Regions from separate parts of the Homo sapiens genome. Here all the other regions are linked to region 4. A link is a contact called in ENCODE Hi-C or POLR2A ChIA-PET data. All regions are on one chromosome and are shown on one strand. The core of a region is the stretch at or near the end of the contact, and the rest is flanking DNA. Distances in the headings are between cores, read along the strand shown. Region 1 holds the start of ZBTB2 (zinc finger and BTB domain containing 2). Region 2 holds the start of SOD2 (superoxide dismutase 2). Region 3 holds the start of SYTL3 (synaptotagmin like 3). Region 4 holds the start of SCAF8 (SR-related CTD associated factor 8). Region 5 holds the start of DCPH1 (damage control phosphatase 1).

The links. A loop is a pair of places that touch in the nucleus more often than their neighbours do. ChIA-PET counts read pairs that join two places held with the same protein, here RNA polymerase II (POLR2A). Pooled maps may share reads with other maps.
Region 1: a map of naive thymus-derived CD4-positive, alpha-beta T cell shows a loop between it and region 4 (23-fold over the local background). The contact joins the promoter of ZBTB2 here to the promoter of SCAF8 in region 4. A Hi-C loop is called at or near these places in 1 of 168 maps with a recorded cell type or tissue (naive thymus-derived CD4-positive, alpha-beta T cell), 2 of 37 single-sample maps with no recorded cell type and 12 of 50 pooled maps. POLR2A ChIA-PET finds 5 or more read pairs at or near these places in 2 of 52 experiments (OCI-LY7 and naive thymus-derived CD4-positive, alpha-beta T cell).
Region 2: a loop to region 4 is called in a map of naive thymus-derived CD4-positive, alpha-beta T cell, with 10 times the contacts of the local background. The contact joins the promoter of SOD2 here to the promoter of SCAF8 in region 4. A Hi-C loop is called at or near these places in 1 of 168 maps with a recorded cell type or tissue (naive thymus-derived CD4-positive, alpha-beta T cell) and 7 of 50 pooled maps. POLR2A ChIA-PET finds 5 or more read pairs at or near these places in 1 of 52 experiments (naive thymus-derived CD8-positive, alpha-beta T cell).
Region 3: a loop to region 4 is called in a map of naive thymus-derived CD4-positive, alpha-beta T cell, with 7 times the contacts of the local background. The contact joins the promoter of SYTL3 here to the promoter of SCAF8 in region 4. A Hi-C loop is called at or near these places in 1 of 168 maps with a recorded cell type or tissue (naive thymus-derived CD4-positive, alpha-beta T cell) and 7 of 50 pooled maps. POLR2A ChIA-PET finds 5 or more read pairs at or near these places in 1 of 52 experiments (activated CD4-positive, alpha-beta T cell).
Region 5: a loop to region 4 is called in a map of CD8-positive, alpha-beta T cell, with 12 times the contacts of the local background. The contact joins the promoter of DCPH1 here to the promoter of SCAF8 in region 4. A Hi-C loop is called at or near these places in 2 of 168 maps with a recorded cell type or tissue (CD4-positive, alpha-beta T cell and CD8-positive, alpha-beta T cell), 1 of 37 single-sample maps with no recorded cell type and 8 of 50 pooled maps.

The regions. Positions count from the first base shown.
Region 1 is chr6:151,389,563-151,394,702 of GRCh38, forward strand. It overlaps ZBTB2 (zinc finger and BTB domain containing 2), which reads right to left and starts at 1,997. Exons shown (of 3, transcript NM_020861.3): 1 at 1,858-1,997. It overlaps LOC124901232 (translation initiation factor IF-2-like), which reads left to right. Exons shown (of 3, transcript XM_047419613.1): 2 at 392-910; 3 at 1,143-5,140. The coding sequence ends at 2,042. RefSeq lists silencers at 559-1,488, 1,569-1,958, 1,969-2,028 and an enhancer at 2,010-2,882.
Region 2 is chr6:159,688,702-159,694,490 of GRCh38, forward strand. SOD2 (superoxide dismutase 2) reads right to left here and starts at 4,540. Exons shown (of 5, transcript NM_000636.4): 1 at 4,444-4,540; 2 at 3,960-4,162. The coding sequence starts at 4,466. RefSeq lists an enhancer at 3,783-3,852 and silencers at 4,223-4,402, 4,603-4,892, 5,573-5,742.
Region 3 is chr6:158,648,175-158,653,788 of GRCh38, forward strand. SYTL3 (synaptotagmin like 3) reads left to right here and starts at 1,880. Exons shown (of 18, transcript NM_001242394.2): 1 at 1,880-1,904; 2 at 3,579-3,668.
Region 4 is chr6:154,729,607-154,734,947 of GRCh38, forward strand. SCAF8 (SR-related CTD associated factor 8) reads left to right here and starts at 3,810. Exons shown (of 20, transcript NM_014892.5): 1 at 3,810-4,324. The coding sequence starts at 4,295. RefSeq lists silencers at 3,443-3,682, 3,713-3,832, 3,983-4,582 and an enhancer at 3,843-4,346.
Region 5 is chr6:151,448,460-151,454,423 of GRCh38, forward strand. DCPH1 (damage control phosphatase 1) reads left to right here and starts at 4,007. Exons shown (of 5, transcript NM_024573.3): 1 at 4,007-4,127. The coding sequence starts at 4,087. It overlaps RMND1 (required for meiotic nuclear division 1 homolog), which reads right to left and starts at 3,667. Exons shown (of 12, transcript NM_017909.4): 1 at 3,557-3,667. RefSeq lists enhancers at 3,395-3,444, 3,635-4,084 and a silencer at 4,245-4,364.

The DNA.
Region 1 (5,140 bases), core at 747-3,246, 3.3 Mb before region 4:
GACCCCCTGGAGTTCTGATAATTCTGACCTTCTTTATGCTTTATTTTACTAAAACAATACCCTGATAAAATGAATAGAATCAAGGCTCACAAACTCAGTGGACCCATTGTATGATGAAAGAGCTAATGAACAATGCAGCTGGGGGAGGCGGGGAGCGAGAGCCGGGTTATATCCCCAAGGCATAATTAGGAGTTCACGTATTCGGGTGGAAGTTCCTGCAGTAAAAGGCGTAGCTGCAGCTTCTCCCGGCCCAGGCACTCGCCTGCTCTGCTACCCTCGCTTCTTTATTGCCTCTTTTACTACCAGCTAAAAGCGGCAAAACCCAGCTTCCTTTGCAGCTTCTGGCTAAAAAGTTCTCTCTTGCGGCTTTGTTTAAACAAGAAGGGTTTAGAGGTTTCGCTACACCGAGAAAACGACGCCGGCCCCGGGAAGCAGCCTCCCCGCCTTGGAGTCCGGTTGGGGCGTGAGGGCCGCGCGGGTCCCACGCCCCAAGGCTAAGCAGCCGAAAGCACAGCGCGCTCGGGGCCAAACCGGGCTGTATCGCAGGCGCAGATGGCGCGTCGGGCGGAAGCTGGAGGCCGCCGGCTCAACACGCTCCGTACCCGGGACTGGGGCCCGGCCTGCAGCCTCAGCGAGCAGGCGACAAGGGCGGCGCCACAGAGGCCGACGCGTCCCCCGCCCGCCTGAGCGCGCCGCAACAGCCACCTCGTCCCACCCGCCCCGGGGCGGGGCCGGGGGCGCGGCGCCGGGGCCCTCTGGCCCCCTCCGGTCTCGCCGGCCCCGCCCCCTCCCTGTCCCCGTCCCCGAGGGGCTGAGGGGGAGGGAGGGGCGACGCACTCCGGCCGCGTTGCACGCTCGCCGCTTCCCTCAGTCCCGCGTGCGCGCGCGCGCTCGCCCCAAGTCCCGCGGAGTTTAACACAATGCCGACGCCTACGCCGTGCGCAACGCCCCGGCCGGCGCAACAGCCCCGGCGCCGGGGGCGGGGGTGGCCCAGACAGGGAGAGAGGGAGAGGGATGAGCGCGCGCGAGAGCCGGAGACAGCGCGAGACCCGAGGAGGCCGGAAGCGCGCGTGCGCGCCCCCGCCCGCGAGCGGGAGGCGGAGCCGCAGCAGTAGCGGCAGCAGCTGTAGGAGCCGCTGCAGCTGGGAGAAGCGCCAGAGAGGCCGGGCCTGCTCCGGTCGGACCGGATCCCTCCCCTCCCCCTCCCTCCTCCCTCCCCTCCCCCAAACCCACTTCCGCAGCTCGCGGCCTTGCCGCCGAAGCAGCAGCGGCGGCAGCAGCAGGAGGCGGCGGCGAGGCGTCGGAAGGATTACGCACCTGACGGGCCCGCCTCTGAGGGCTCCAGCGCGGGACGCTCACCGGCCGCCGCCGCCCAGGGCGCACTTCGCGGTGGCGGCGGGAAGGGAGGGACCGGCCACGGGGAACCGAACGCGAATCGCCCCCCTCCCCTTCCTCCCTCCCACCCTCCCTCCGATCCGCCGCCCGCCCTCTCGGCTTCCGTCCCCTCCCCCTCCCACAAAACCCCGGATGGAGGCGCCGCCGACTCGCCGCCGCCTGGCTCCGGGGGATGGTTTTGTCAAGCGGCCAGAGCCCCGGCGCCAGGCGCAGCCGCCGCCGCCCCCGCGAGGCGCCCCTGCCCTCGCTTCCCAGAACCGGGTCCCCGAGTGGCCCGGGCCTTCCGCCTGCCTGCACCCGTAGCCCTGGTACGAGGGTCATTCGTCGTCTTTGTTGCCACCGCCTCTGCCGGAACCGTTTGCGAGCTCCGGTGGCCCCCGCCCCCCCACCGCCTTCCCGGACCCTGGGCTGGGGGTGGCACGTGGGCACCGGCCCCGGGAGGCGGAGGCGGTGCGCGCTTACCTGTCGCCGGTGCTGCTGCGGCGGGGGGTGTGGAGGAGGCGCCTCTGGGCAGCCTCGGCCGTGCTGTCCTCCCCGCCGCCGCCGCCTCTGCCTCTCGCTGCTGCTGCTGCTGCTGCCGCCGCGGTCGGTGTCTCCGGCGCGGCGGCGGCGGCGGCGGCGGGGCTTTTCCTGTCCGGTTACGTTAAGGTCACATGACCGAGAGAGCGGAGAGACTAGTGCAAAGAGGCTGCGAGCGGCTCCCGCCGGGGGGGAGAGGCGGCGAGAGAGCAGTGGCGGCAAGAGCCCCCTCCGCCCCCCCCCCAGCCGCTCCCCTCCCCCCGCCCGCCTCCGCCTCCTGCTGCTCTGCCGCCGCCGCCGCCGCCTGCAGCACTCCACTGCCGCTCCCACCCAGGCTCCGCGCTCTGCTCCAGCCAAACTTCTGCAGACCATGTGCAGCCGAGGCGAGGAAACTTCTCTCCACCTATTGGGGCTGGAGGCCTGAGTCACAAGCCCCTTGTTTACATAAAGTGTTTAGGTAGCACAAGTCCTTGAGATGCTCGGGGTAGAGATGGAGAGCCACTGCTCGTATCCTTCTGCCGGCTTCTGCTTGAGATCTCTTGGCCTTTACCCTTGTCCCTTGACTTTTCGTGTTTGTTTTAATCTTTAAGACTTGAAATGGAGTGGCCTTTAGAACCGGGGAGATACTGTAAACCAGCAGTATCTTTGTGTCACCAATGGTAACTGAAAGTCATGCTGAAGTACAGATTCCTGTAGCGTGCACAGAGGCAGAGGTGCTTCCTTTACCTTGCAGATGAGTTGAGCGGCGTAAGATGTTTCTGTTAGGGTTGAATTTCATGGTTATTTCAGCAACGATTTTCGTTTTTGAAGTTTTGGCCCCCCCAAAAATGAAAGTCTGCAACGCATGTTTGTTAAGAGAACAGTTTATTCTCCTGTTAGGTTTTGGTCTTTGAGGTATGGATTCCAGAGTTGGCTATTCTGTTAGATTTAGAGGTGTGGAAAATCTTTTAACGGGGAGATCCTGAAACACGGAAACATGGCAGGGAAGTTAGAATTTCCTGATGGTCATTTTTAACATTTTAAAGTTTACTTTTTGGTTGTTGCCATTTTTCTAGAATCCGTGTCTTTTTTGGGGAAATACAGTCCTTTGAGGACTAGAATTTAATGATTTCTTTACACATCTAGGATTTTTTGAGATTTAGAAAGGATATGGCTTTATTCCTAAGGAAGTGGAGGCAGCAGTTTCTAGGATACTCTGGTTTCAAGGCATGCTAACTTGGTTGTGATGTCTAACCCATTTTGGTTTACACAGTCTGACCACTAGCACAATGCCTGGCACATAGTTTACAAATCATTTAAGGCAAGCTTACCATCTTAAGACAATTTAATACATAGAAGTGTCCCTCCTAAAAATCTGAGTTTGATTTAGAAATCCAGTTATACCTGCAGGTACTGATGACTAATTCCTTCTTTGAAGACAAAATAAGCAGCTGTGTAGCTTCAGTGGCTCTCAAATGGATAATAGATTCAGTGTATACTCGCTTTGAACTTTCCTGTTTTTTGATCAGCTAGATAAATGACTTTAGTGGGTAAATGTCTGCCTCCAAAACCAAATTCTGACCCTGATCTAAGTATTCTACTGCACCGCTGTCACTGGAATATCAAAGTTGGCCTTCAGACTGGTGCCTGGTTCCTTGGATTGGCTTGAGTATTGAGGTCTGTCTCATCTTACTAGGGAACTAAAATGATGTTGATTGTTTTGTAGAGAATTGTAATTAGAGATCTGTAGGTTCTTAATTCTTTTGGAATTCCATTCTGAAAATTTTCAACCTTATGGTGTTGGTGGAGTGCTCATGTGAAGAGTGAAACTGACTTAAGAATAAAAGAAAAAGTGGGCAAAACTAATGCTAAACTTGAGACCATTGGGCAGAAATTTGCCTGTGTGTGTAGAGTAATTGGTCTTGAGTCAAAGTAACTATGCTTATTTTTAACATCACTGAATATTTTCTAGCGTTACACTCTATATAGGCTTGTAGAAATAAACCCAGGGGTAAGCCCAGAAATTGAATATCAGTCCTAAAGAAAGCCTATCAAGAGCATCCTATTCTCTTTAAGAGCTGCTATTCGAATTTAGGACTGGGCTGGTTTGCTGCTCATTCTCTCGAGGCATAGGCAGCCACACTTGAATTTTGCCAAGTATGCAGATAATTCCAACTTGTAGTCAGGATCATCAGGTAATAGCATTATAAGGGGAGCTGTACAGACTGTATACTTTCTACAGTTTGTTGAAATAGAAACATTTATATGGATACATACATCTGCAAAGGTTAGGGAGAAAACGGTAGCCCTGGCAGAGAAGAGCTAGTTAGTGTATTTCAGGATAGGGCCAAGGGAAGCTGTCATTTCTCTACTAAGTCTCATTGTGGAAAAGCCACAAATGTCCCTAGTACAGTAATAAGGAAAAAAAGGCTGAGCGTGGTGGCTCACACCTGTAGTCCCAGGACTTTCGGAAGGATTGCTTGAGCCCAGGAGTTGCAGATCGGCCAGGACAATGTAAGAAAACCCCATGTATTAGAAAAAAAGAATTAGCCAGGCGTGATGGTGTGGGTCTATAGTCTCAGCTTGGGAGGCTGAGGTGGCAGGATCGCATATAGCCCAGGAGTTCGAGGCTGCAGTGAGCCATGATCGCATCACTGCACCCTAGTCTGGGCAACAGAGTCTCTAAAAAGGAAAAAAAAAAAAAAAGTTAAATCGCTGTTTAATTATGTGCCAATTTATTTTGGTATTTTGAGAATCTGGTAAATTAGGAATTCAAAAATAGTTTTAACACTTTTTACTTCAAAGAAAATCACAGTGCAAGCAATCTGAGTGGATTCATCAAAAGTTATACATGAATATTCTGCAGAGTCTGGTGTTGCTGAAAGTTTTGATTTGTGTTCTGCTGAGACACAACCATGAAAATATGCACTTGCTTGTATTCCGAAGAGGATAGTTCCAGTGAGACTTGGACAATGAGCAGAAAAAATTTTTTTTTGAGACGAGGTGTCGCTGTGTCGCCCAGGCTGGAGTGCAGCGGCGCGATATCTGCTCACTGCAACCTCTGCCTCCTGGGTTCAAGCGATTCTCATGCCTCAGCCTCCCAAGTAGCTGGGACTACAGGTGCCCGCCACCACACCCGGCTAATTTTTTGTATTTTTTTTTTTTTAGTAGAGACGGGGTTTCGCAGTGTTAGCCAGGATGGTCTCGATCTCCTGACCTCGTGATCCACCCGCCTCGGCCTTCCAAA
Region 2 (5,789 bases), core at 3,290-5,789, 5.0 Mb after region 4:
ACTTACTCCTCCTATTGTCCTCCACGTCTCAGTAAATGCCAGCTCTGTCCCTCAGGACATCCTTGGGAACCTGATGTCATTTTTGACTCCTCTCCCTTCACCCCACATCCAATCCACCAGCATATCCATTAGCAAAGCCAGCTCTACCTTTAAAATACATCCAATCTATATAAAAGCACACAGAGAAAAATAAAAGAAAAAAATAAAACACAAGCAGAACCTAATCCCTTCTCCCTAACTCTACTGCCACCTCATTGGGACAGAGGACCAGTATTTCTCACTGCACTGGTGCCACTATCCCCTCAGTTTTGGGGGGTGGGGGTGGGCCTTGCCCCCTCCAAAGGCTCCCCTTCTCACTGGAGCGAACCCTAGGTGTTTACACTCAGCTACTCTTACTACCAAGAGGCGCTGCACTTGACCCCGTCATTGAGCACGTGCTCACGCAGCTGCAGCCTCACTGGCCTTTTTGCACTCACATGACCAACTTGGATGTTCCCCTCAAGGCTAGCTGAGCACTGCTGCCTCTGCTGAACACTCTTCCCCAAGACAGTCTCATGCTGCGTTCCTGTTCCTCCTTCAAGTCTCCACTGAAACATCAACCCCATCAGTGAAGCCTTCTCTAGCCACCATACATGAATTAGCAACTCCCTGCCACCCCTCCCAGACCCTTTACTCCTTCTCAATAGGCCCTGTAACTCCTGGCATACTGCATGGGTACCTTGCCAAATAAGTAGGCAAAATAAAATAGTCTTTTCTATGCCTTCAAGAAGCTACAGACTAAATGAACTATTAATATTAGAAAAAAATGGAAATCCTCTTGTTTAATAAATATTTTGTGCATATTATCCACAAGATACCAAGAGAAGCAAAGTAAAGGACACAGAGACCCACTGAGAGCTTTGCTCTCAAGGAGCTTACATTTTGGAAAAAGTTCTCAACTGCTGTTCTGAAAGTGTACGTTAAGAACATATGTCTGGGCCGGGTGCGGTGGCTCACGCCTGTAATCTCAGCACTTTGGGAAGCCGAGGCGGGCAGCTCTCTTCAGGTCAGGATTTCAAGACCGGCCTGGCCAACATGGTGAAACCCTGTCTTCACTAAAAATACAGAAATTAGCCAGGTATGGTGGCGCGTGCCTATAATCCCAGCTACTCAGGAGCATGAGGCAGGAGAATGGCTTGAACCCAGGAGGCAGAGGTTGCAGTGAACCAAGAACACGCCACTGCACTCCAGCCTGGGCGACAGGGCAATACTCCGTCACAGAAAAAAAAAAAGAAAGAGAAAGAAAAAAACATACATACAAGGCCAGGTGAGGTGGCTCACGCCTGTAATCCCAGCACTTTGGGAGGCTGAGATGGGCGGATCACTTGAGGTCAGGAGTTCCAGACCAGCCTGGACGACATGGAAAAACCCTGTCTCTACTAAAAAACCCACAAAAAGTAGCCAGGCGTGGTGGCGTACGCCTGTAATCCCAGCTACTCAGGAGGCTGAGGCAGGAGAATTGCTTGAACCCAGGAGACGGAGGTTGTAGTGAGCCGAGATCACATCACTGCACTCCAACCTGCGGGACAGACTGAGATTCCGTCAAAAAAAAAAAAAAAAAAAAAAGTATGTCTGACTAGGCACGGTGGCTCACACCTGTAATCCCAGCACTCTGGAAGGCCGAGGTGCGTGGATAGGGGAGCCCAGGAATTCAAGAGCAGCCTGGGCAACATAGTGTGACCCCGTCTGTTTTTTTTAGACAGAATTAAAAAAAAAATTTTTAAAAGGAACATACGTAGACAATGCTGCTTTCTGAAACAAGCTCCAGTTGTTTAGCGATTCAGAAAGGAGAGAACCAACTGATATCTGAATACACAGCTAATCTCAAAGGGTTTTTTAAAGACACCAACTTTTTTTTTCCTTTGTTAGGTTTACAAACAGTTTTTTATAGATCTGTGTTTCCCTTATTAAATTTTCTTGAGAGTCACTCTAAAAATAGATGTAACTTTTCTATTGTTTTTTAATAAATCAATAGTAACTGAATTTTTAAAATGGGAAAGATACATGCTTAATGAGAGATAATTTAATAATCTTAACATCTTACAGTTTGCTTACTCATTTTAAAATTAATAAAAATTGAGGGCTTAATATCTGCTTTTAAGAACACTTTTCTGAAATTCAACATTTTATTTGGTTTCAGTTTAGTTTTTGCCTCAAATAATAATAAAAGTCAAATGCTTTTTGTTGAAAAATATTCATATTAGTCAGTTAAATGTGATGAGATTATGACATTGTTTTATCTTTTTTCCCCAAGTTTTCAAACATGAAAATCTTTTTAATAATTTTTAAAATATGTTTAAGTAAAAGAAAGCTCTGCAGGTACTCAATCACTTATAAACAATATAGTACAATACAATAAAAAGCTTTTTTCCAGTGGGTTGTATTACATAAGTAAGGCTCTGATTCCACAAGTAAAGGACTGAAATTAAGTTGTTTTTAAAATACTGAAGAGAAAGGTTCCTGGTGTCAGATGTTGCCTTACAGGAAGTACTTTCACAACTGGGGTATTCCCCAGTCTCTCCCCATTACATGTTTCCCAAATTTGTTATTTCCTAAATCACGGGGCCTTTTCCCGTAATTCAAGGTTCGTCTGTCTCAAGTAAATCTTCCAGAATGTGGTAACTTCCTCCTCTTTTAATCATTTACTTCAAACACAATCAGGCTGAAATACTGCATTTTTCCACTAGATGCCTCCAGTCAACAAGATGTGACTGTCTAAAAATTACTCAACAAATTTCATAACCCCGAAATTCAAAACATTTAAGGAAAAGTAAACATTTTTTACTACGTAGCTTACCAAGCAATACAGAGAGTCTAAAAAACATGACTATCGATTATCTTCCTTGTGCAAACCACTAACGAATAAATTAAAAAGACAATACTATTTTGTAAAAAACGTTAAAACATAACATTCCCATACACACCCCCAAAAGGCACAGACTCAAAAAGTCCACATACCCCTGGTTTTATCAACCGAGCTCTTGAGAAAAAAAAAAAAAGTTAACAACATATATTTTAATTGCATTACAAATATGAGTAAATAGTAAATAAAAACAAGCCTGTTTCAGTTTCCCACTAAAGGGCTATTTTCCTTGTGAACTTTGACCCCTAAGGGAAATCAAGAAAAGTATCAAGTCTAAAGATCCTGAACTGTTCCACAGTTAGGTTACTGCTTTTTTGGTAACGCACACCACAACGGTGTGCCTCCTCCTCTCCCACCTGAAGTCAAGTGGGCTCAGTGAAGTTTCACCTGCAGGGTAGCTGGGGATGCAGGGAGTCTCCAAGTCCTAGGCTGGAGTCCCGACCCCGTTTGCTCTCAGGAAGATGACAAGGACCATGGTTCCTAGCACGGAGTAGTGTCCTCCTGTCTCCCACCTTCAGTGTGACCTGGCAGTAAGACACCACTCCCACTTCTATCAGGAGGTGACCCTGACACTCAGAGACACCTGCGGACCCGATGATGTCTGGCCACCAGTGGACAGGCGCTCTCAGCCCTCCTGCAAACGGCTGGCACACCTACCTGAGAGACCAAACATTTCCCCAAAGCACATTATACAACAAGAACAATTTCAATTTGCAAAAAAAACGAGTGACACAGTAGAGCTTTCTTTTCAGGCCCTACAATTCACCAGTGCTGGCAATATGTGTAACGGAATGTGGCTCACAACAGTAAGGCAAGCTCCTTCGCAGGACCCCAAGTTCCCTGAGATGACAGAAGTGTGTTCAAACCCATCGAGGCACTCCTTCTACAATGAGGTAGACCATGTGTTTAAAAGAGAGACTATCGTGCCTGGAAAACTCGGAACCGGTACAAATACGAAGCGAGTTCTCCTCCACGGAGAGGCCCGTCCGTATGGGGCCTGGCTCCCTGGGGTCGCCTCTGCCGGGGACTGCCTCCCGCCGCTCAGCCTGGAACCTACCCTTGGCCAACGCCTCCTGGTACTTCTCCTCGGTGACGTTCAGGTTGTTCACGTAGGCCGCGTGGTGCTTGCTGTGGTGCAGCTGCATGATCTGCGCGTTGATGTGAGGTTCCAGGGCGCCGTAGTCGTAGGGCAGGTCGGGGAGGCTGTGCTTCTGCCTGGAGCCCAGATACCCCAAAACCGGAGCCAGCTGCCTGCTGGTGCTGAAGACGAGAAAGCACAGCCCGGTCAGTCAGCGCCGCGGGACCGTCTACGCAGGCTGGGCTGCCGAGGAACGGCAGCGCGCGGCGTCCCCCGAGTCCCCGCGTCCCCTCCCTGCGGATCCCCGCTCCAGCCGCCGCGCCGGGCACTCCCGGGAGAACCGCCTGCAGGTGCCCCGGTCCCGCCAGGCCCGGTGCGGCCACTGTCGCCATTGCCGCGGAGGCCCTGCCCGCCGCGAGCCCCTTCGCCCTTGGGGCCGTGACCGGGTCCCCTTTCTTCTCACCCGCACACTGCCCGGCTCAACATGCTGCTAGTGCTGGTGCTACCGCTGATGCCGCCGATCTGCTGAAGCCGCTGCCGAAGCCACCACAGCCACGAGTGCCGCTCCTGCGCCGCCCGCGGGCCTTAAGAAAGCGCGGGGAGCAGGGCCGCGACCCCAGCTGCGCCGCAAGGGCACCGCCGCCCCGCCCCCCCCCCCCGCGGGCCCCGCCCCGCGCCCGCCGCGCCCAACCCCGGGGGTGCCCTGCGTGCCTGTCCCGCCCGCCCGCGCTTGCCGTACACCCCGCGCCCAGGGCACGGGAGAAAGGAGGCTGCAGGCTAGCCTCGGCCTCGGCAACCTCGCTGCCTGTCTGCCGTACTTGAGTGGCGCGCGGCCGAAGGGAGGCGGCCCCTGCCCCCGTGGAGTTGGTACGGCCCGAAGGCCCTGCCTCCGGCTCCGCCCCTGAGGGTGCCGGCGGGGATCTGGCTGCACTAGGCGGCTGCGGCGCCTGCCCCTGAGTTTTGGTTGCGCTGCCGGGGGGCCGCGGGGTCCAGAGGCCTCACTGCAAAAAGACATTCATACCCTCCCAGGGCCCCCGTGGCCGTTCCTAGGGAAGACGGGGCCTAGCTGCTGGTCAGCGCCGCCCAGCCGGCCTATGAGCTGAGGGTAGAGCCAGCGCCCTTCCAACCCGTATTCAGTACTCTTGCGCCGTACCCTTGCTTTGCAAGTAAGCCGACCTTGGGACCTATTCCAGGACAGGAGGCACACAGACTTTGTCCCCACCGGCTGCCTAAGAACAGTTCTTGGACACCCACGACGTGCCCGAGACTGCAGGCAGGATTTGCACACATTTATCTTTATTTTTACCCCTAGGGTTGGTATTATTGATTCTAGTAATAGTGAAATCCTTTGAGGTTAAGCAGCTTCTCCTGGGCACAGTTAACTGAGTCAGGACTAGTTCCCACCTTCCTCACTACTAAGCCCTGGCAGTCATGTTTTGTGTGTTTACAGTAACTCTGTGAACCAACTGTTCAGGATAACATAAAAGGACAACAGAGGATTCTTTCCTGCGCTGTCTTGTAGCCTAGTAAGCTGTTAAGTATCAAGTGCTCTCTCAACAGTTAAACAACAATCCTGAATGGTGTGAATCTTCCATGTGTAGAGGTTAGGAAATCTACACTGCCATTGGCGGGAGTTGCCCCTTTATTGAAAAGAATATGATGGAAGGTAGCAGGTGCTGAACCGTTTCCGTTGCTTCTTGCAACCCCCGTACAGCCCTCCGAAGGATGACTAGGCTTCCGGTAAGTGGAATGGGAAAACAGTCAGGCGAAGAGGAACCACCTGAACTTGGCTTCACAACAGGAAGGGCT
Region 3 (5,614 bases), core at 630-3,129, 3.9 Mb after region 4:
CCCAGCTACTTGGGAGGCTGAGGCAGGAGAATCGCTTGAACCCAGGAGGCAGAGATTGCGGTGAGCTGAGATAGCGCCATTGCACTCCAGCCCGGGTAACAAGAGCGAAACTCCGTCTCAAAAAATAAAATAATAGGCCAGGCGTGGTGGCTCACGCCTGTAATCCCAGCACTTTGGGAGGCCGAGGCGGGCGGATCACGAGGTCAGGAGATCGAGACCATCCTGGCTAACACGGTGAAACCCTGTATCTACTAAAAATACAAAAAATTAGCTGGGTGCGGTGGTGGGCGCCTGTAGTCCCAGCTACTCGGGAGGCTGAGGCAGGAGAATAGCGTGAACCCGGGAGGCGGAGCTTGCAGTGAGCCGAGATCGCGCCACTGCAGTCCCGACTGGGTGAAAGAGCGAGACTCGGTCTCAAAAAAAAAAAAAAAAAAATAATAATAATAATAATATCCAGCAGTGTTGTTCTGCTATAATCTGCAGCCCTTCATAGTCCAAATGCCATCCTGTGGATTTTCCATTTTTTCCTTTCTTCCCCTGTGCCAAGAAGTGTGTTACTATGAGATCATGCTGAGTCAAAATAATAGTAACAGAAGAAGACGATGAGGACGAGGGTGCTGTTGAAACACTCATGGCTGAGGAATTTAATGTTGTAAAGGAAAAGAAACTCTGGCTGACACATATCTAAAGTGAGAGTCCTGTGCTGAGAAAAGCTAAAGAGATTAGCTAAGAAGTGCCTATATTTAGATCTGCTATTGAGCTGGGAAGCGGAGGCACAGTTGTGCTGAAATACCTCTGTACCCCATGAAACAGTGGCTGCTCTGAGCTTCTTGGGTCCCTCTTCCTCTCAATCCTGGTGACTGCAGCCCCTTCCCTGGGACCTCATCCCCAAGATCCAATAACTAAAGGATAACTCGTGGTATAGCAGGGCCTCCGCTGGCATTTGTTCCAATGGGTAAATATTCATGCTATAGTAGTTATTAAATAGTTTGGTGCTCAGTTCTGTGTTTGTGAAAACACTACACACTACATCAGCAGAATAGGCTAGGTTAGCTGCAGAAACAAATGGCCCTACACTCTCAGTGGTTGATGACAGCAAACATTTATTTGCCACTCACACTCCATGACCATCAAGGATCTTCCATGGCTCTGCTTCATGTCTTCTCCATGCTGAGACGAGGTTGCTGGAGCAGCCTGTGTCTGGAGTCATCAAGGGAAAGAGAAGGGAAAGAGAATGAATGGTGGCCCCAGTACTGGCTCGGTAGGTGCCAAGCCTACGTGGCACGTGGCACCTTTGCACACACTTCATTGTCTTATTGCTCTCCAGAGCAAGTCCTTGGCCATGCCTGAGTTAGCAGGGCAGGGACACTTCACGGTGCTGAGTAATACTACCTAGTACACGCACAGCATTTTGAAGGTTCCCCTTGGTGATTTCATTACAATCTTCATCGCTCTTGGCCTGGCTGTCCCCCTTTCTTGTAAATTATTCTTGAGTTAATAGCTGTTCTTTGAGATGTGGTTAGTCATTTACACTGAAGTCAATGTGAAACCCTTCACAAATGTGAGAACATTTGAATATTTGAAGGCTGTAGTCTCTGTAGGGAGTTTCCTTAGGAAGGGTGAAACATTTCACCAGCATCAGCCTGGTCTTTCCTCCAGCTAAAAATGTAAAATGTTGGCATAGAAGAGCTCCTTGATGTGGTTTTGGGGTGGCTTTGCTCCCTGGGTCCCTAGTGATGTGGGAGTAGCCACCGAGGCATGTAAGGCTGGCCACACAGGGTGCACTGCGTCAGCCTGTGCCCGACAGGAAGGGAAGAGAAATACGTCAGTTACTCTAACAAGAAGAATTGACTTCCTTCTCTGCAGAGCCGGCTCTGGTCTCTTCTCTTGAAGCAGATGCGAAGGTAGGATGAGAAGGCATGGCTGGCCGTTGCAGCAGGTCGTTTTAGGAGTGGGGGAGTGGGGTGGGTAGAGATTATAGTTATTGTAACTTTTCTTAAATTTATGACATTGAAAAGGTAGGAAACAAAACATAATAAATTAGATAAAAGATATCTTGTAATTTTATTGAATAACATACATTTAACATTTGAGATAATAATGATTTAAGTGATATGGTGGAAGTGACTTCAGAGTTAATTAAAAACCAAAACAAAACAGAAAAACACTATCCAAAAGCTATATGGTGTGATTTTTTTTTTTAAAGGGTAGAGTGTCATTTGCTTTCTTCTTTGGTTTGCAAATTCTTATACTTACAGTTTATTACTATTTTGCTCTCTCTGAATCGACTTTATTGTTTTGATCATCCGTAATTTCTCGTTTGGAGGTGGAACATAAATATCATTTTGGAATTATAAAAAAGTTAGCTAGGGTCTAATTTAAATTTCTTTTAATTAAGCTTCCTTAATCTCTAAATTGCTTGGTAAGAAAGAGACTATGAGAGGAAAGTGCACATTAGATATTAAAGATTTATTAAATTAGAATTGGGCTGGGTGCGGTGGCTCACGCCTGTAATCCCAGTACTTTGGGAGGCCAAGGTGGGTAGATCCCTTGAGATCAGGAATTTGAGACCAGCCTGGCCAACATGATGAAACCCCATCTCTAAAAAAAAAAAAAAAATACAAAAATTAGCTGGGTGTGGTGGCAGGCACCTGTAATCCCAGCTGCCCAGGAGGCTGAGGCACGAGAATCACTTGAACCTGGGAGGCGGAGGTGGCAGTGAGCCAAGATCCTGCCACTGCAATCCAGCCTGGGCAACAGAGTAAGACTCCGTCTCAAAAAAAGAAAAAAAGAAATTAGAATTGGTGTAGAAAAGATTATTTAGCCAAGATAGTTGGAGATTCTAACTTAGCTGCTTTGCCTAAATGAAGCATAAGGTTTTGGAGTTAAACAGACCCAGTTTAGAGTGTGAGTTTAGGTAAGTTACTTAATCACTCCAAGACTCACTCTCCTCATCTGTAGAATGGGTACATTTACTTCATAATGTGGCAATAAGGATTAGTAGAGATAATGTATGCAAAGTACTTAAACTATCTGGTTCAGAGTAAGAGCTAAATAAATAGTAGCTGTTGGCACAACAGAAAGCATAACAACAATTGTGAGTAGTACCTAGAAGGATATAATAATATTAATTCTCGGCCGGGTGTGATGGCTCACGCCTGTCATCTCAGCACTTTGGGAGGCCTAGGCGGATGGATCATGAGGTCAAGAGATCGAGATCATCCTGGCCAACATGGTGAAACTCTACTAAAAAATACAAAAAAATTAGCTGGGTGTGGTGGCGGGCGCCTGTAGTCCCAGCTACTCAGGAGGCTGAGGCAGGGGAATTGCTTGAACCCGGGAGGTGGAGGTTGCAGTGAGCTGAGATCGCGCCACTGCACTCCAGCCTGGTGACAGAGCGAGACTCCATCTCAAATAAATAAATAAATAAATAAATAATAATATTAATTCTCATTTCTTTGCTCTTCCATACAAAGAGGTCAAGTTTAAAGTATGAATGCCATGGCTTCCTATTTCAGTCATGAATTCCTATTTCTGATTCTAAAGTAATATTTTTTGTTGTTTTTGGGTGGTAAAAGGCTCCCCGAATGAGAAAGAATACTCGGAATCAGCGGTGAATTGCAGTGATCTTTCAGAGAAAGCGCCTGTTCAACTTTGTCCTCTCTCAGGTAGGCTTCAAGTTTTATAGATTCAAGCCCACGTGTGAGTCTTCTAATGTTTTATTTATTTATTTATTTATTTTTATGTATTTTTATTTTTTTTTATTTATTTGAGATGGAGTCTCACTCTGTTGCCCAGGCTGGAGTGCAATGGCACGATCTCGGTTCACTGCAACCCCTGCCTCCCAGGTTCAAGTGATTCTCCTGCCTCAGCCTCCCCGGTAGCTAGGATTACAGGTGCCTGCCACCATGCCCAGATAATTTTTGTATTTTTAGTATAGATGAGGTTTCACCAGGTTGGCTAGGCTGGTCTCAAACTCCTGACCTCAGGTGATCCACCCACCTCGGCCTCCCAAAGTGTTGGGATTACAGGTGTGAGCCACCGAGCCCAGCCTGTTTATTTATTTACTTATTTTATTATTATTATTTTTTGAGACAGAGTCTCACTCTGTTGCCCAGGCTAGAGTGCAGTGGCTGCAATTTCAGCTCACTGCAAGCTCTGCCTCCCGGGTTAACACCATTCTCCTGCCTCAGCCTCCGAAGTAGCTGGGACTATAGGCACCTGCCGCCACACCTGGCTAATTTTTTTGTATTTTTAGTGGAGACAGGGTTTTAACATGTTGGCCAGGATGGTCTCCATCTCCTGACTTCATGATCCACCTGCCTCGTCCTCCCAAAGTGCTGGGATTACAAGCGTGAGCCACCACGCCCGGCCTTATTTATTTTTTTGAGACAGAGTCTCGCTCTGTCACCCAGGCTGGAGTGCAATGGCGCGATCTCAGCTCACTGCAACCTCCACCTCCCAGGTTCAAACAATTCTGTCTCAGCTTCCCGAGTAGCTGGGATTACAGGTGCCCACCACCATGCCCGGCTAATTTTTGTATTTTTAGTAAAGACAGGGTTTCACCATGTTGGCCAGGCTGGTCTCAAAACTCCTGACCTCGTGATCCACCCACCTCAGCTTCCCAAAGTGCTGGGATTACAGGCGTGAGCCACCGCACCCAGCCGAGTCTTCTAATGTGAAGTAGAGATATCTGAGGGACCTGAAACTTGTACAACTTGTGGAGACTTTGGGAAAACAAAGAGGGAACCAGGTACAGGGCATCTAGGGCCTTGGACAGGGCCGTGCAAATAAAGGATTCTGAAGTTGAGGTGTCATTCGCTTCCCAGAAAACCCACCTCTGAATGAGTAACAAGATAGACAGAAAATGTATAAACGCACATCTTCATTTCTGTGTCAGACTTTCTGATGGATATGCATGCGTGCTGTCTCATTGTTGCAAAAATGAGTCTTTTAAGCCTATGAATAGGGAACTGAGCTGAGAGCTGTTCTTTATTCATCACCTTCCTTTGTGGCTGTAATCAGCTTCCGTAAAGAATCTATGCAAGCAGGCCGGTCGCAGTGGCTCACACCTGTAATCCCAGCACTTTGGGAGGCCACGGTGGGCAGATCACCTGAGGTTGGGAGTTTGAGACCAGCCTGACCAACATGAAGAAACCCTGTCTCTACTAAAAATACAAAATTAGCGGAGGATGGTGGTGCATGCCTGTAATGTCAGCTACTCGGGAGGTTGAGGCAGGAGAATTTCATGAACCTGGGAGGCGGAGGTTGTGGTGAGCCAAGATCGCGCCATTGCATTCCCGCCTGGGCAACAAGAGCGAACTCCGTCTCAGAGAAAAAAAAAAAGAATCTATGCAAGCAAAAAAGTCATGAGGTTTTCAGGTAAAATTTCAAGGACAATGCAGTCACTCAACTTTTCCCCTGTGTACGAGGCAGAAAGCATGGTGGCTGCACGCTGAAGCTGTGAAACTTCTCAAGGAAATAGCTGTGGTAAACAATACAGGAGCGAGCTGCCGCCCGCTTGAAATGACCTGCAGGGCTGTGGCTTGTGGGCTTTGAGAACGTTCTGTAGTCTTCCCTTGAAAGCGTGTGTGGTGATGACAGTCACATTCAC
Region 4 (5,341 bases), core at 2,560-5,059:
GCCACATACTTAAACATGAGTCAATTAAAGTAAAATAAAATTGGAAATTATCTTCCTCAGCTGCCCTAGCCGTATTTCAAGTGCACAGTAGCCACACAGGGCTAGTGCTACTGAATTGGGCCGCACAGATTCAGAACATTTCCATGACCCCAGAAAGTTCTATGGTGACTACTGCTCTAGACTATTTTTGACTCTGACCTCTTGGCCATGGCTGAATTCATTTCTATAAGTTACTCCCAGAAACTATTTAGTCCTCAGGGACAATCTGATGATAACATTTACAGGAGAACACCAGAAACTTTAGATTATGAAATATCTCTTCCAATGACTGAAGTACTCCTGACCACTATTTCCTATCAGTCTTTTGAGAACCAAATTAGTGGTCAGTTTCTTGGTGATGGTCACCTAATCCAAGCTGGGTCAATGAAATTCCTTATTTCTTTCCTTGGGAATTTGGATTTGGGAAGGAAGAGGTCGTCATTCAGGTCCTCAAGTTGTCTAGAACTATAAAACCAAAAGTAATAGATTCCACTAGATAAAACAGAGAATTGGGTAAAGCAATAGAAAAATTAAGCAGATAAGCAGAGATTACATTGCCTCTTAGGTTTTCTATTTTGGTTCAAGTCCCTCCCTTGGACTCAGCTACATTTCTGACTTTTGGTTACATGAGAAAAACCTGTACTGTAATAATGAATTATTATTTTATGCTTAAACTAGCTCAAATTGGCTGGTTATACTGGCAATCAGAATCCTAGCGTACATACATACACACACACACACAGACACACACACACGGGTACTGTTTTCACACTCTGTATGTAGTTGTGTATAAATTTTGTATATAGTCATTGCACTGGAACCCCAGGCTCCCCTCTAACCCTTCTCTTGCTTTATCGCCTTCTTATATTAAGATTGTGTTTAGGCTGGGCGAGGTGGCTCATGCCTGTAATCCCAGCACTTTGGGAGGCCGAGGAGGGTGAATCACTGGAGGTCAGGAGTTTGAGATCAGCCTGGCCAACATGGTGAAACCCCGTCTCTACTAAAAATACAAAAATTAGCCGAACGTGGCGTCGGTTGCCTGTAGTCCTAGCTACTTGGGAGGTTAAGGCAGGAGAATCGCTTGAACCCGGAAGGCGGAGGTTGCGGTGAGCCGAGATCGCGTCATTGCACTCCAGCCTGGGCGACAAGAGCAAAACTCAGTCTCAAAAAATAAATAAATAAAAAATAAAAGCCGGGCGCGGCTATAATCCCAGCACTTTGGGAGGCCAAGGCAAGCGGATCACAAGGTCAGGAGATCAAGACCATCCTGGCCAACATGGTGAAACCCCATCTCTACTAAAAATACAAAAATTAGCTGGGTGTGGTGGCACGTGCCTGTAATCCCCGCTACTCAGGAGGCTGAGGCACGAGAATCGCTTGAACCCAGAAGGTGGAGGTTGCAGTGAGCCGAGATCGTGCCACTGCACTCCAGCCTGGCTACAGAGCGAGACTCCGTCCAGCCCCGCCCCAACACCCCGCAAAAAAAAAGATTGTGTTTAGGCTGCTCTCTGTATCTTCCCCCTCTGCTTACCCTGATCAAACTATGCCCTCTGTTACCATTCTGAATGCGGAAGCTTTATTAAATCAAATTGTGAAGCATGTTAACCACTGATTTTATCCTTTAGCTTGTATTGCATTTTAATTTCTCAGGCCTAAGTAATTCCATCAACACTCATTTCATGTATGACCTAATAAATAATCCCTCACAGGCCAAAGCAGCGCCTTTTTTTTCCGTTCTTTTCTTTTTTGTTTCTCTTTTTGAGACAGAGCTTCACTCTTGTTGCCCCGGCTGGAGTGCAGTCACGCGATCTCGGCACGCTGCAACCTCCGCCTCCCGGGTTCAAGCGAATCTCCTGCCTCGGCCTCCCGAGTAGCTGGGACTACAAGGGCGTGCCACCACGCCTGGCTACTTTTTTTGTATTTTTAGTACAGACGGGATTTCACCATGTTGGCCAGGCTGGTCTCGAACTCCTAACCTCAGGTGATCCACCCGCCTCGGTCTCCCAAAGTGCTCGGATTACAGGCGAGAGCCACCACACCCGGCCTCAAAGCAGTGACTTCTGATTGTGAGAACCTGGCATGCACAGAACTGAGTGCAGTACTTTCTCAAGCCACAGTAAATGCTCCTTTAGATGGAGTGATTAGGGGACCTCTTTCAGGAAGATTGAAGGAGGAGGAGTCAGCTATGGAAAGGACAAGAGCAACAGCACCCTGTGTGAAGAGACACAATTGTCCTACCTATGAAAACACTGCTTCTTGTCAAGTAACAGAAAGGCCAGTGTGGCAGGAGGAGAGTCAGGGAGCAAGGGAAGGTGGTGTGAGCTGCGGCAGGCTGGGCTGGGCCTTCAGGCCATGGTGAGAAGTTATGATGGTATCAAATGGGCAATGAGAAAGTATTTAAGGGATTTAAGTAAGGGAGTGACCTGATCTGATTTATCTAAGAAAAACATCCCTCGGCTACTGTCTGGAAATGAACTGTAGGAAGACAAGCAAGGGACCAGTTAGGAGGCTACTGCAAGTGTCAGTAAAAGATCATGGCTAGGCCTGAAGATGGGAGACGGTGGAGAAATCTGTGACAGAATTTGAGATTTTGAAAGTAAATATAAAAGCACTTGGTGAGTTATCCCTGTTACCTTCTCAGTAGCCAGGCCCTATACTAAAGCTGCCAATGAAGTAGAATGAAGGCTCTGAAACCTCAAGAAGGGCCTTACTTTCCCAGTTTCACGGGGCTCTGCGCACAGCTCTTAGGAACTACCTTGATTCCAAAACTCTCCAAAAGTACGATCCTGCCCTTATGTTCCTCTCTCCCTTTGAGTGAATTTGGGAATGATTGTTGAAAAATGACTTTCAACAAGAGGACAGCAGTGTTCGGGGTTCCACGATACATCCCTATCTTTTAACATCGATAAGTATTTTTAAATTGGTACCTTATTTTGCGCTGCACGAGAGAGAAGGCTTTTTACTAGCAGCATCTCCTAATCCATCTAAGAAATACTGTATTTACCTTTACTCCAAGTATCCTAGGGCAAAATTCCTTTAGAACAATTCATCTTCCGAAACAGACGGGTTCCCTTTTCACCTATTCAAGTGTTGTGCATTCTAGGGTCCCCTTCCCGCCTTGCAGACAAATGCGCTCATTGTGCCACTCCAGTCCCTGGATCCTATGCAGCGGGCATTTCCTGCAAGGAGCTGCTGCATGCCTGTTTCCCTCGCCGCCTGCCCCAACCCGAATCCAAGGCTTTGGTTTCTAATGTTCCCTCCCTGTGCAGTTAAAACAATTGAGTTCAGTTACTAAATAGATGACCAGGAACTTTTTCTTGGCGAAGGCTGCGGATGTTTAGGGCACTGTCCAGTAAAGTTGTGAAAAGCAACTAAACCCTGCCGCTTGTGCAAAAGGACCAATCCACCGGGAAACAAGGGAAACGCGCACATTTCCTCAACTTGCCGCTTCTTGGGCACGTTTAGGCTCTTATTAGAGCCGCGCTTTGGAGTTGCCTCCTCCTGCTGTACAAACCCGCCGCGGCGTTCCCCCGGATGCCGCAGCGCTCACTCCCGCGTCCGCGGGGCGCGGGGAGGGGGCGAGGCGCGGGCGGCCCCGGAGCCAAGGCGAGGGCAGCGGAGCCCAGCCGGGCCTACGGGCGGCGACGCTCTGGCCCCAGCGCGCTCGATGGTTTCCGCGCGGCCGCCGGGGCTCGCACGGTCCAGTCGCCAGGGGGCGCGCTAGCCGGCGCCGCGGATCCCCGAACTGCGCGGCCCGACTCGAGTCCGCCATATTGGATGCCGCAGCCGCTGCTGCCAGCGCTTCCTCCTCTGTCTTCGCCGAGCGGGGCTGGTTCCTGCGGCCCGAGCGGCGGGGAGGTGAAACAGGAGCCCGTCGGAGGAAGGGGCAGAAGGGAGTGGAGAGTGTAGGGGAAGGGGCTAGAGGGAGGGGGACCGAAACGGAGCGGGGCAGAGAAGAGAAGGCGCCGCGGCCCAGCCCCTCCCCCGCCCGCCGCCGACCCGCCCCGGCAGCGCCTCTGTTCCCTAGAACGGCGCTCCCCCCGCCCTAGCGGCCATGCCGGTGCCGCTCTGCCGCTGAGGGAGCCCTTCCCCGCCAGCGCGTGCCCTTCCACTCCGCCCCGAGGTCGCAGCGGCCCGCTCTCCCGCCAGCGCCCCCTCCTCGCGGCCACGCAGCAGCCCGCGTCTCGCTCTCCCCACCCAGTGCAGTGGCCGCCGCCTCTTCCGCCGCCGGGCTCGGGGCCTCCGCAGCGACAACATGGAGGCCGTGAAGACCTTCAATAGCGAGGTTGGTATGGCAGCCGGGTTCCCCTGCTCCTGCCCGCACCGCCCCCACCCCTGGTCGAGGCCGGGGCCCGGAGGGTGGGCGCGGGCCTGCGGGTTTTTTAAGGGTGGGGTGAGCGGTGGCCTAGCAGTGCCCGTGGGGGAGGGGTGTTTCTCCTCTGGGTGCCCCTCCCCCGGGTCCGGGAGGAGGGTTGGGGGAGGGCCGCCCTGGGGCGGAGGGAGGTTCTGGCGTCTCCGGCGTCCTATGGAATGGCTGCGAGCTCGGAGGGAAAGACCCGGTTGGGCCCTCACCCGGAGACTCCCGACAGGTCCCTCGAGGTCAGTTCCGCCGAGGCCTGGCCCGCCCACCTCCTTCCTGGGCCTTTGAGGATTTAAGTGGACGCTGGACATGACTCTCCAGACCTTCCCGGGTCCTCACTGAGGCTAACACCGATTGGGGGCGGTGGGGGAAATGAACCTACGGGGTGTTGATCTGTGGTCACGTTACACGTAGTGTTTATAATTGAGGCATTGTTGACTAGGTAATTTGCCAGCTAGGGACTTGAGCTAATTGGATGGTTGGTAGGCAGGCAAAGGTTATTCTGCAATATCTTTTATTTTTACTCGCTCCTCTTCTAATCCATCACGACATAAAGACAAATGGTAGGGAGAGATCTGTGCATCGAGAGATGGAAGATTATGGGGGAAACATTTCTCGCTGGTTCATTCACGTGTCAAACAAGATTTTAAAAAGCAGATTCCATTTTCACTGTGTAGTTGAATTTACTAGTCTGGAAGAAGACAGGTTTTGATGTATTCAATTTCTTTTTAAACTCCGACTTCAATAGGCCTTAATGTAAACATCAAACATAGCAAGTACACATCTGCACAGTCAGCATTAGTATCCCTACCCGTACGCCTTGGAAAGTGTAATTATGGCCGGGAACAGTGGCTCAGGCCTGTAATCCCAGCACTTTGGGAGGCCGAGGCGGGCCAATCACGAGGTCAGGAGTTCAAGACCAGCCTGGCCAACGTGGTGAAA
Region 5 (5,964 bases), core at 2,757-5,256, 3.3 Mb before region 4:
TCTTCCCAGTCTTTCCCATTCATGAGCAGTAATAAGTATCTTTATAACTGCTAAGCCAAAAACGTGGGGTCCAGCTTGACTCTTTATTCTCCATATCCAACTTCTCAGTAAATCCCAAGGGCCTTCTAGGGACCACTGCTCATCATCAGTAATAATACTACCTGATCCAAACTGCTATCCTTCCCATGGATTATTATAATAGCTTCTTAACCAGTTTTCCTGATTCTGTTTTGGGCCCCCTACAGTTTCTTCTCAACACAGCAACCAAAGTGATCCTTTGAAGTTGAATCTCAACGCGAAATCTAGCTGTGGCTTCACGGTTCACTTAATAAAAGCCAAAGCCCTCCAACCAGGCATGGCGGCTCACGCCTGTAATCTCAGCACTTTGGGAGGGATCACTTGGGGTCAGGAGTTCCAGACCAGCCTGGCCAACACGGCGAAACCCCGTGTCTACTAAAAATACAAAAATCAGCCGGGCATGGTGGCATGGGCCTATAATCCCAGTTACTTGGGAGGCTGAGGCACGAGAATGGCTTGAATCTGGGAGGCGGAGATTGCGCCACTGCACTCCAGAATGAGCAACAAAGCGAGACTCTGTCTCAAAAAAAAAAAAAAAAAAAAAAAAAAAGCCTGGCGCGGTGGCTCACGCCTGTAACCCCAGCATTTTGGGAGGCCGAGGCGGGTGATTCACAAGGTCAGATGTTCGAGGCCAGCCTGGCCAACATGGTGAAACCTCGTCTCTACTAAAAATACAAAAAAATTAGCTGAGCGTGGCGGCGGGTGCCTGTAATCCCAGTTACTCGGGAGGCCAAGGCAGGAGAATCGCCTGAACCCGGGAGGTGGAGGTTGCAGTGAGCCGAGATCGCGCCACTGCACTAAAGTCTGGGCGACAGAGTGAGATTCTGTAACGAAAAAAAAAAAAAAAAGCTAAACCCCTCAGAATGGCCTGCATGGCACTACATTATCTGTCCTTTATCACCACTTTGACAGCACTCTCCTTTGCTTATTTTGCTCCTCATTCTGGTCTCTGGATCTGTGCACTTGCTGTTCCTTACGCTCTTCTCCCAGGGATCTGAAAGGCTCACACCCTCACCTCCTTCAGATGTTTGCTAAAATGTCTTCTACCCAGTGAAGCCTTCCCCAACCACTACATTAAAAACACACAACCAGCCCTCTCCCTCTCCCTCCTCTCCCTCTCCCCACGGTCCCCCTCTCCCCACGGTCTCCCTCTGATGCCGAGCCGAAGCTGGACTGTACTGCTGCCATCTCGGCTCACTGCAACCTCCCTGCCTGATTCTCCTGCCTCAGCCTGCCGAGTGCCTGCGATTACAGGCGCATGCCGCCACGCCTGACTGGTTTTCGTACTTTTTTGGTGGAGACGGGGTTTCGCTGTGTTGGCCGGGCTGGTCTGCAGCTCCTAACCGCGAGTGATCTGCCAGCCTCGGCCTCCCGAGGTGCCGGGTTTGCAGACGGAGTCTGGTTCACTCAGTGCTCAATGGTGCACAGGCTGGAGTGCAGTGGCGTGATCGAGGCTCGCTACAACCTCCACCTCCCAGCCGCCTGCCTTGGCCTCCCAAAGTGCCGAGATTGCAGCCTCTGCCTGGCCCCCCATCGTCTGGGACGTGAGGAGCCCCTCTGCCTGGCTGCCCAGTCTGGAAAGTGAGGAGCGTCTCTGCCCGGCCGCCATCCCATCTAGGAAGTGAGGAGCACCTCTTCCCGGCCGCCATCCCATCTAGGAAGTGAGGGGAGTCTCTGCCCGGCCGCCCATCGTCTGAGATGTGGGGAGCACCTCTGCCCCGCCGCCCCGTCTGGGATGTGAGGAGCGCCTCTGCCCGGCCGCCCCATCTGAGAAGTGAGGAGACCCTCCGCCCGGCAGCCACCCCATCCGGGAGGGAGGTGGGGGTCAGCCCCCGCCAGGCCAGCCACCCCATCCGGGAGGGAGGTGGGGGTCAGCCCCCCGCCCGGCCAGCCACCCCGTCTGGGAGGGAGGTGGGGGGGCCAGCCCCCGTCCGGGAGGAAGGTGGGGTGTCAGCCCCCCGCCCGGCCAGCCGCCCCGTCCGGGAGGGAGGTGGGGGGTCAGCCCCCCGCCCGGCCAGCCGCCCCGTCCGGGAGGGAGGTGGGGGGGTCAGCCCCCCGCCCGGCCAGCCGCCCCGTCCGGGAGGTGAGGGGCGCCTCTGCCCGGCCGCCCCTACTGGGATGTGAGGAGCCCCTCTGCCCGGCCACCACCCCGTCTGGGAGGTGTACTCAACAGCTCATTGAGAACGGGACGGGATGACAATGGCGGTTTTGTGTAATAGAAAGGGGGGAAAGGGGGGGAAAAGATTGAGAAATCGGATGGTTGCCGTGTCTGTGTAGAAAGAAGTAGACATGGGAGACTTTTCATTTTGTTCCATACTAAGAAAAATTCTTCTGCCTTGGGATCCTGCTAATCGGTGACCTTACCCCCAACCCTGTGCTCTCTGAAACATGTGCTGTGTCCACTCAGAGTTGAATGGATTAAGGGCGGTGCAAGATGTGCTTTGTTAAACAGATGCTTGAAGGCAGCGTGCTGGTTAAGAGTCATCACCACTCCCTAATCTCAAGTACCCAGGGACACAAACACTGCGGAAGGCCGCAGGGTCCTCTGCCTAGGAAAACCAGAGACCTTTGTGCACTTGTTTATCTGCTGACCTTCCCTCCACTATTGTCCTATGACCCTGCCAAATCCCCCTCTGCGAGAAACACCCAAGAATGATCAATAAAAAAAAAAAAAAAAAAAAACACAACCAGCATCCATTCTCTTATCTTCCTCCACTTTGCATTTCTCCATTGTTTAACATCACTTGCACACCTTTAATTTTTAGTTTATTAATTCATACTGCAAACGAACTCAGTTCTTATCATGTGCCAGGTATTGTCCTAGTTGCTGACAATACAGCTGAAAATAAAATAGACAAAAATCCTATCTTTTGAATCTTTTGAACCTTGCATTGGGAGTGACAGACAAAACGAGGTAAATCAGTAAAATACGTGAGACACAAAGCTAAAGGAAAAAAATAAGAGGAAAGGGCAGATTTTTGTGTCTTCCTTCCAGAATGGAAGCTCCCTGAGGATACGGATTTGTGTTTTTTCCTATTATATCTCCTGACAATAGCGCCCAGCACATAGTAGGCATTCGATCGAATTTTTAAAATGAAATACAAGGCAGTTACTCAGTTCCCGGGCACATTTCAACTTTTAGAGAACAATTACACCAATTAAGAAAATCGATTACAGCTAGGCTACGATTCGAGAGCTAAGTGGCGCTCATCTTTGGGAGTATGCCGTTCAATTCCTCAAACTCAAAATTATTTTATCGATTTCTACAGTTACCGCGGTGCACTGGCTCAAAAAAAGGGTTCATTAATTGAGTGCTTTTTACTCCCAGCTAAGCTGACCAAAGATCACGGTAAGAGGCAAAGGGTCACAGCCGCACTGGCGTAACCCGTAACTGTACACGTTCCGGGCGGCCAGGAGCCAGGGCGCAGACCTCCAAGCCGGACCACTCGAGCTGCTAAAGAAAAGGCAATACACTAACCTCTCCGCCGGAAGAGAAGAAGGAAGCGCCAGGGACGCACGCTTCCTCGGCAGGACTGCAGGGAAAGAGCCGCACCCCCAGCCTCTCACTACTGCAGCCAACCCATCTCCTGGAAGGGCGCTCCCGCCCACCCCCGCTACTGCGCAGCCGCACTGAACTCTGGTCCCACTTAGCGGGAGAAACTCGGGCCACGTGACTGTCTGACCACGTGAGCCGCGTCGCCGCGACCTCTTCCGCTCCCTAGGCCCTGGGACCTCCCGGTCCCTTGCCTGCTTCCGGCTTTCGCTCGCTTCCATATCCGCTCCTCTAGTCGCCCTCCGCTGGCCCCGCCTTCGTCCCCGGAAGATTGGGTCTTCTGGCGAGCCACTGTTTGCCGTTTGATCGGGCACCAAATAAAGTTTCTTTATTCAAAAGCACTTTTTTTTTAAAGCCACACCACCCCCATTCTCAGCTCCTCCTTCGCGGCGGTACCGCCTCTGTTTCTGCGGCGATTGAACAGCCGAGCTTTGCGGCCGGGATCGCGGAAAGTGATGGCTGTCGTCCCGGCGTCTCTCTCAGGACAGGACGTGGGGTTAGTCTAGCTTTTCTCCTCCCCACTTTTGCGGAAAGCCGGGCCTCGCCGGGAGCCTGTGGGGACTAAGCGGAGGGCGCCCGCTCCCCGGTGGGCTGCGTTCGAGTCCCGCCGCCGGGCGCGGCTTTCCGGGGCGCCTTTGCGGGTTTCGCGGACTGGCTCGGAGGCGAAGGGAGGCGGCCCCGGGGAGGGAGCCTGCCCGCGGCGGCTGCTCGTAAGGATCAGGACAGGGGTCAGCTTCGCGGTCTGTTCCTGGCGGTCACTTTTTATTTATTCACTTTAATAGACGCGCTTTGGGGGCGTTAAAATTCTGCGTAAGAGTTGGGGATCTCAGCGCTATTAAGAAACGGGTTTCTCCCTGTTGTTGATCAAATCGTAATCTCACAGTAAGAACTGTCTAGTTTTTTGCTTTATAGTCGTCACGCTACTGATTCTTGGGTAAAGTTGTGGGTGACCGTGCAAATAACATCCATTTGCATAAATCGAATGGCCAAATTTATATTTGAAATTTGTCCTTACTTCAAAATATTGCAAAAGACGAGAACACTTTGAAGAAAATAAACCTGGGCAGAAAGTAGGTTGAGGCCAACAAAGTGGCGCCAATGGCCCCAAATTGAGGCAGTCACTGTTTCAGGTCATGCAAGTATAGAGAGTATCTCCTTCAATTTTGCGCCCTAGGGCTTCTGGCCTCACTCCAGTCCTGGCCAGAGACTTTGTTCCAGAGGTGCAGGAAATGTAGTAGTTAGGAAAACAGTAATACTTTCCAATTAAAGTAAAATCTCAAAAAAGGACTTACTATACCTACTGCCTGGGAAAATTCAAGTGACAGTTGATTTAATGTTCCTGCTCACCCTCTGAGGTATTAGTGATTTCTTTTATTAATGATTTTTAAAAATTAAATTCTGATCAACGTAGTTATTATGCGCATTAAAACCTAATCACTGTTTTGGGTGGTACTGAAAGCACCACAGAGTCGGAAAGTGTGTGCAGTTTTTTTCTTAAAGTTCTATAGCTATCATTTGAGGAAACCTTTTGAAGAAATACCCAAGTTACAATCTAGTAATTTAACAATTGTCTCCTGTGATCTGGAGATAAAAACACTAGTCAGCTAAGCTCTGTGCTCTATATTTAAAACTGCACAGAATTTCTCCACCAAATAAAGCTTTTTTTCTACCTGTATCATGTATTTCCTTAGAATGATATAAAATGATAATCTGTAAATCTTGGGTTTTGTATGAATAAAATCAAGAATATCTTTAATTTTTTAATGCAGGTATAAGTTTTTCTTCATCTCCAGCTTGCTTCATTCTTGAACACTTCTATAAAATCTCTGATTTTTTGAGTGGGAAGAGACAGTAGCACGCCTTCATTTGCTTAGGGGCAGAATAGGATGGAAGGAGTCCATTGTGCAGATAGAGAAGGCAGAGAAGGGGAAAATTTTTGAAAATAATTAAAATTGACTTAGAAAATAGACAGAATGGAGAGAAACAGGCTTAAAAGTACCTTTAATTCTTTATGTTGTTCAAGCACATTAGACCCTTTAGGTGGTTTTAGATGCATTGCTTCATTCATCTTTCTAAGCAGGTGACTTAGCAGATAGTAGACCTGGGACAAGAGCCTGTTTGATTTCTAAGCTAATCCATTCCCTATCCTATCACTTTGCTAAGCGAGTTTCTGATTTAGGAAAATAAAAGCAATAGAATAGGAAAGATAAGAATGATTAAACAGACTCCATGGGAGAATCTGGGATTAGAGGCACCAAGACAGTTTGGCTTCCATGACATACCAGCGAATTTTCCAGGTTTTCTTATGTCTTAATATAGTAATCATACAATAC